Linked DNA regions of Homo sapiens: region 1 is linked to region 2. The links are chromatin loops, found by intact Hi-C in ENCODE. Cell type or tissue: heart right ventricle. All regions are shown on one strand. Each heading gives the region's core, and the rest is flanking DNA. Links, peaks and the distances in the headings are about the cores only.

Region 1 (2,899 bases), core at 180-2,679, 150 kb after region 2:
TGCCACTGCTAATGCCACTGCCACTGCCGCTGCCGCTGCTTCCACTGCCACTGTCACCACTGCCACTGCTACTGCTACCACTGCCACTGCCACTGCTAATGCCACTGCCACTGCCGCTGCCGCTGCTACTTCCACTGCCACTGTCACCACTGCCACTGCTACTGCTACCACTGCCACTGCCACTGCTAATGCCACTGCCGCTGCCACTGCCACTGCCACTCCCACTGCCACTGCTACTGCCACTGCCACTGCTATGCCACTCCCACTGCCACTGCTACTGCTACTGTCACTGCCACTGCTATGCCACTGCCACTGCTATGCCACTGCCACTGCCACTGCTACTGCTGTGGCCATCACCGTTGCTCCTGGATAGGTGGGCAGTCAGTCAGATGGACATACAGACAGCCCAGGCCTCAGAGACGGAGGGTACCAGTGTCCAGCTCCGCACTCCTGCCCCAAAGAGCCTGCTGGGGGTCGGTGGCTGGGGTGGAGAGCAGCCGGCCTGGCAGACGTCCTTGGAGCACTGGTGCCCAGGCGGCTTCTCTGGTTGAGTGCCCTCGGAGAGGCGGGGAGCCCAGTGATGCCCCGGATGCCTCCTGCTCAGACAGCAGAGGAGCTCAGGGGGCCCGGCCTCCCAGAGGACAGGGTAAGAACAGGCATCACTGTGGGTTTTGGCACTCGGCCGGACAATGTCCAGTCCTGCCAGGGCCACAGCTGGGCCTGTGATTCCCTGGCCTGTGTGTGGGAGGCAGGTGGCATCTCCCCTGGGTGTAGCCACAGAGATGCCGTGAGCCCATTGGAGTCCGTAGTGAGCAGCCGTCCAAGGATGAGTGTCATCACCGTCAGAAGCCGGACCTCTGCCCTGAGCGTGGGGAGGGCTGCGTCCTCCTGCACAAGGCCTTTGTGGCAATGAGACTTGACCTTGTCCAAGCACAGAGGGTCCTGCCGTCAGCACTGCTGGACACCTGGGGTCCCACATGAGGGAGGCGCAGGTCATGAGGGAGGCGCAGGTGAATCGGGGTCTCCCTCGGCTGCTCACTGAGCGCTCCTGTCTACGGAGCTCCTGGCCACACAGGCATTACCTGTGAGGAGCTTCTAAGCAGCCTGATACAGGGGCAGGGGTGCTGTCACCCCCAGGTGAGGAAACAGGCTCAGAGAGGAAAAGCAACTTGCCCAAGGCCGCATAGAGAGCAGAGATGGGTCCGAGAGCCCCACCAGGGCTGCTGACTGGGAAGCCCACACCTTTACCCTCCGCCCAGACTGACTCTCCAGCCAGCACCCTTCAGGAATGCGACCCCTGCCCCGCCCCAGCCAGCTCAGCGGGTGGGGGGGGTGCACCCTCTCTGCTGGGGCTCTGAGAATGCGTGAGGTAGGATTAACAACAGCAAACCTCTGCCCCCTCTGAGTGGCCACTCCAGAGTGCCCTGGGAGAGTGGGTGGAGACCCTAGGAGGGCAGGTGCAGGCTCTGGGGGGCCTTTAGAGGGAGGTGGGAGTCCTGAGGGACAGGCAGGGCCCACAGTGCATGTCCATTCCCTGGATGAGGACATGAGGTGGAAGGTGGTCTGCCAGCCTCAGGCTCCCCATGGAGGGCTCTCCTGGGCCCTGTCCGGGGGATAAGAGGCACCCGTTTACTGGATGGGCTCTGTTCCGTTCTGGTGAGAGCAGCACGTCGCCCCTTGGTTTTAAGGAGCAGTCCCCCGAAGGCAAAGGTGCTGGCACCAGTAGCACCTCACTGCAGGAGGCGGAGCTGCCGGCCTGGGTTAGCTGAAGCCCAGCCCGGCTCTCACTAGCTTTGACCGTGGGCAAGACGCCACCTCTGGGTCGTGTTCTCAGTGGCAAAATGGAGCAGAGGGCAAGGCATGGTGGGGTGAGAGTGGTGTCGAGGGGGACAGACATGCGCCCCTCACACCTGCCCCCCCCACGGCCCAGCTGCAAGCAGCAGGTGGGACAGCGGCTCACTAGCCTGCCCTCCCCTTCCCCCACTCCTTCCAGGGGGCTCAGCACCCACAGAGACCCTCCAGCCTGGACTCCCGAGTGGGAGGGTCTGGGAGTGGGAGGAGTGGCTGAGGGTGACCCTGGACCAGAGCTCAGCTCTCTCACCCCAGCCCTGTGAAGCCCCCCATGAGCCTCAGCCCAGCCCCTCCCCGCCCCGGTAGGCTTGCTCCCCCATCACAGCCCCACTGCAGCCCCCACCCAGGCCTGGAGGAGACCCTCCTTCCGAGTTCCCCCAGCCCCAGCACCCCTAGCTGCCCTTGGCAAGCCCAACAAACCCAGAGAAGGCTGACTCGGGAAGAAAAAGCCAGCCCCACTGACCCCGCTGCTGACCCCTGGCTCAAGGCTGCGGGTGCGGGTCTGGGTGAATTTCTACAATCCTGGTTCATTTCTTCTCCCCAAAAGCACCAAGGCTTGCAACTTCCCTCCACCTCCCATCCCTTCCCCGGAGCTCTCCAGCACTCTAGGAGTGCTGCAGGTGGTTTCGGGCACAGAAAGGATCCTGTGAGTGGGAGGCACAGCAGAGGCTCCGTCCCAGCCTCTGCACCACAGTGACTTCACTGGGAAGGAAGCCCACCTCTCGTGTGGACCCCAGAGACCTCTCCCAGGCCCGCAGGCACCATGGGCTCCCTTGGGCGGCTCCTTTATGGGCGTCGGCCCAGCCCACATGGCAGATGCTGGGGGCCAGGGAAGAGTGGCCTGTTGGGCGGGTCTGGGGGGAGTTTCAGGAGCTGCAGCTCCGCCCCCTCCTGGCCCTCCTCAGCTGCTTGAGCCCAGGGAGGCCCCGGCTCTGACATCTTCCTCCCAGGGGCCCCCTTGGCCAGGAAAAGCCAGTGCAGCTGGGTGCACCAGAGCCATGGGGAGGACGCCCCAGTCCACACAGGCAGAGCATGCAGACCCACAGCC
Region 2 (2,899 bases), core at 85-2,584:
TTCAAAGGCAGTCACCATTTATTAACTTACCAGATTACAAAAATAATGATGTAGACCTGAGTTCATTCTGCTAGAAAGCCTGCTGGTCTGGTCTTCCTGGCTGCCAGCACCCCTACCTTCTACAAAACGAGTGGGCTTTTTCTTCATTTCACCTGGTGGAGAAGAGAACTTCAGCCCACAGGAGGTAGTCTGCTTCTTTGAAGTGTTTTCCAGCAGCGTAGATCTCATGCATCAGACCCTCCACGCAGACGATGCCGTATTGACCAGGAACTCCAGCAGTGGAAGAGCGCTCTCCAAGGTGGCCCGCTTCCTGTTGGTGTTGCCGGAGCCGTGCCTGGAGACCTGCTCCTCTACCGACTTCGTGTTCAGGCCCCCGACACAGTGCGGTGTCTGCTTCCACGTCCTGAAGGCACGTTCACTGAAGCCTTGCTGAGATGGACAGATGTGCCCCTGAAGACACAGTAAAGGTGAACAAGCTGCAAGCCCACACCGGGGACCCCCTGCTGCCAATGGCCAGGCCAGTCTGGGCTCCCAGGTGCGTACGACGAAGTGCCTCTGTCCCAGTGCCACAGTGACTCGGATCCCAGCTCTGGGCTCTGTATTCCTTGCGGTGGTGCAAAGCTTTCTCATAACTCAGCTTCCCCCTTGGCTTTCAAAGCATCTTTTTAAAAACTCCTGTCTCAGGCACCTGATCTTTAGTTCTGTGAAATCCTTCACTGCTCCATAAGGGGCTTCTGGTGCAGCAGGAACCTTCTCTTCCCTTCGATGCCGTCCACAGTTCCTGCTGGAAAGGGGCCTGCGCGCACAGTGGTATCGAGCAAGCCAATCCTCAGGAGGGCTTCGGGGACCTGGTGCATTTTCCTGAAAAGCGGCGGCTGCAGGAGAAGATTTGTGCCTTTATCCTGCTTCCTCTGGACAGTGGCACTGGGGATGAGACTGCGTGGAGGAGAAGAGTTTCCATAAAGGTATCCCGACAAATAAGTGAAAAAGAACTTCCAGACTCAGGACATCACCGTCTTGCAACCTTGATGGATTAGTGGCTTGAGGCACAGAGCAAGCCTGGCCACCATTCCAGGAGTGCACAGCCCTGACCTGTGTCCTCCTGATGGGGGGACAAAACAGAACCTGGGTTCCTGCTGCAGGGATGCAGCCTGAGTGGGAGGAGTCTCCGGGTCCAGCCACCAGCACACAGGAAGCTCAGAGGACAGAGGAACAGGCAGAACTGCACCAAGAGGGCGCCACCAGCAATCCTGATGCATGACACACCCCAGGCCAAACGACCTGGTCCTTCAGCAGACACATTATAAAAAAAAAAAGAGAGAGCAACAGGAGGGACCTACAGACTGAAACAGACTTGAAACATTTTTAAAATCAAGCTGTTATAAAAAGTTAGGCAAAGCTGGCAGGCTGTCGTGGCTCCCTGCCTCCCCACAGGCCCCACTTTCCCACAGGCCCTGCCTCCCCACAGACCCCGCCTTCCCACAGGCCCCACTTTCCCACAGGCCCCACCTTCTCACAGGCCCCGCCTCCCCACAGACCCCACCTTCCCACAGACCCCGCCTTCCCACAGACCCCGCCTTCCCACAGGCCCCGCCTTCTCACAGGCCCCACCTCCCCACAGGCCCCACCTCCCCACAGGTCCCATCCCACTTCCTGTCTACAGGAACTTCCACAGGGTCTCATTGAGGTGCCAGGGCAGAGGGGTGGTGAGGGGCCATAGCTTTGGGGAGGGGAACACAGAGGGAGAGGGAAGGGAAGGGGGAAGCACAGGGTTCACCTGGGAAAGCCCAAACAACCCCCCATGTGACTGCCTCATTCTGAGCTTCTCAGGGAAGCTCCCTCAGCCACCTCCCACCCATCCCCCTCCCCCACCTCAGGGACCCAACCTCCTCCCTCACTCAGCCTCCCCTGTCTGCCTTAGCTCACACCCAGCCCCTTCTCCAAACTGCCTGCGTCTGCTGCCGGAACCCTCTGTTGGCCCCTAATCCTACTGATGGGTGGTCTCACCTGCTGCGAGGCATTAGGCGTCTGTGTGATTGTGTGGTGGGGGGATGGGAGCGTGTGTGCATGTGAGTGTGTGCACATGTGTGCCTATGTGTGTGTGTTGTGCATGTGTGGGTGTGTGCATATATATGTTTGTGCACATGTGTGTGCCTGTGTGCATGCATGTGTACTCATGTATACATACATGAGTACCTGCATTGCTTTGTGTATCTGTGAGAAGCTGTGCATACATGTGCGTTTATGTGTGTGTGGAGGGGTGTGCCTGCATGTCCGTGTGTGGGAATGTGCAGGTAAGTGCATGTGTAAGCATGTGTCTGGGTGTGCACGTGTGTGCCTGTGTGTGCATCGTGCATGTGTGCATTGTGTGTGCCTGTGTGAGAATGTGCATGTGCCTCTGTGTGTGTGTTTGCACGTGTGTGTGTTTGCACATGTGTGGGTGTGTGCACATGTGAGCCTGTGCCAGTGTATGGGGTGTGTATGTGCTTGTGTGTGTTTCCCCAGCTGTAAGTGCTTGGCATTGGACTGAGCCAGAGGCGCACTGACGAGGAGAAGCACATGCCAATGCTGCTGGTGCTCGGTGGCATGACCGCTGTCATTCTGAAGTTTTTGTCTGACAGTGGAGGGATCTCCCCCAGAACACACTGGGGAGCTGGGGAGGATAAACAAGGTCTGAAACTGGGAATGAGCAGCTCATCTTTATTAAGGGTGGGCCTAGATACCCGTTCAGGGGCCATTGGTGGCATAGGTGCCAGGTGGAGTCCCTTCAGCAGTGGCTCCAGCCATAGCAGAGGAGGCGTTCCCAGCTGCACGGACTGGCATCGCCTCCAGCCCTGGTCAGCACAGATGTGCTGAACTTCCCCGTCAGCTGTTGCCCTTCACACACTGGAGCACTGTG

The links. A loop is a pair of places that touch in the nucleus more often than their neighbours do. Peaks named below come from ENCODE experiments on the same cell type or tissue, not always from the same donor. Only the 100,000 strongest peaks of a DNase experiment are listed, where the experiment ranks them.
Region 1: a loop joins it to region 2, with 2.7 times the contacts of the local background. A loop is called at or near these places in 1 of 110 quality-filtered maps.

Annotation. Positions count from the first base shown.
Region 1 is chr20:62,423,318-62,426,216 of GRCh38, reverse strand. All of the region lies in intron 1 of RBBP8NL (RBBP8 N-terminal like), which reads left to right. Among named protein-coding and RNA genes, the nearest start is that of RBBP8NL, 2.8 kb to the left of the region's middle. RefSeq lists an enhancer at 2,417-2,899. In heart right ventricle, for the core only: no CTCF peak of the experiment used is centred there; no DNase peak of the experiment used is centred there; H3K27me3 peaks cover 2,346 bases.
Region 2 is chr20:62,570,546-62,573,444 of GRCh38, reverse strand. MIR1-1HG (MIR1-1 host gene) reads right to left here. Exons shown (of 4, transcript NR_171007.1): 4 at 2,681-2,899. It also overlaps the pseudogene RPL7P3. Among named protein-coding and RNA genes, the nearest start is that of MIR133A2, 7.1 kb to the right of the region's middle. RefSeq lists an enhancer at 1,208-1,337 and a silencer at 1,528-1,617. In heart right ventricle, for the core only: a CTCF peak has its summit at 1,219; a DNase peak (open chromatin) is centred at 2,364; H3K27ac peaks cover 490 bases.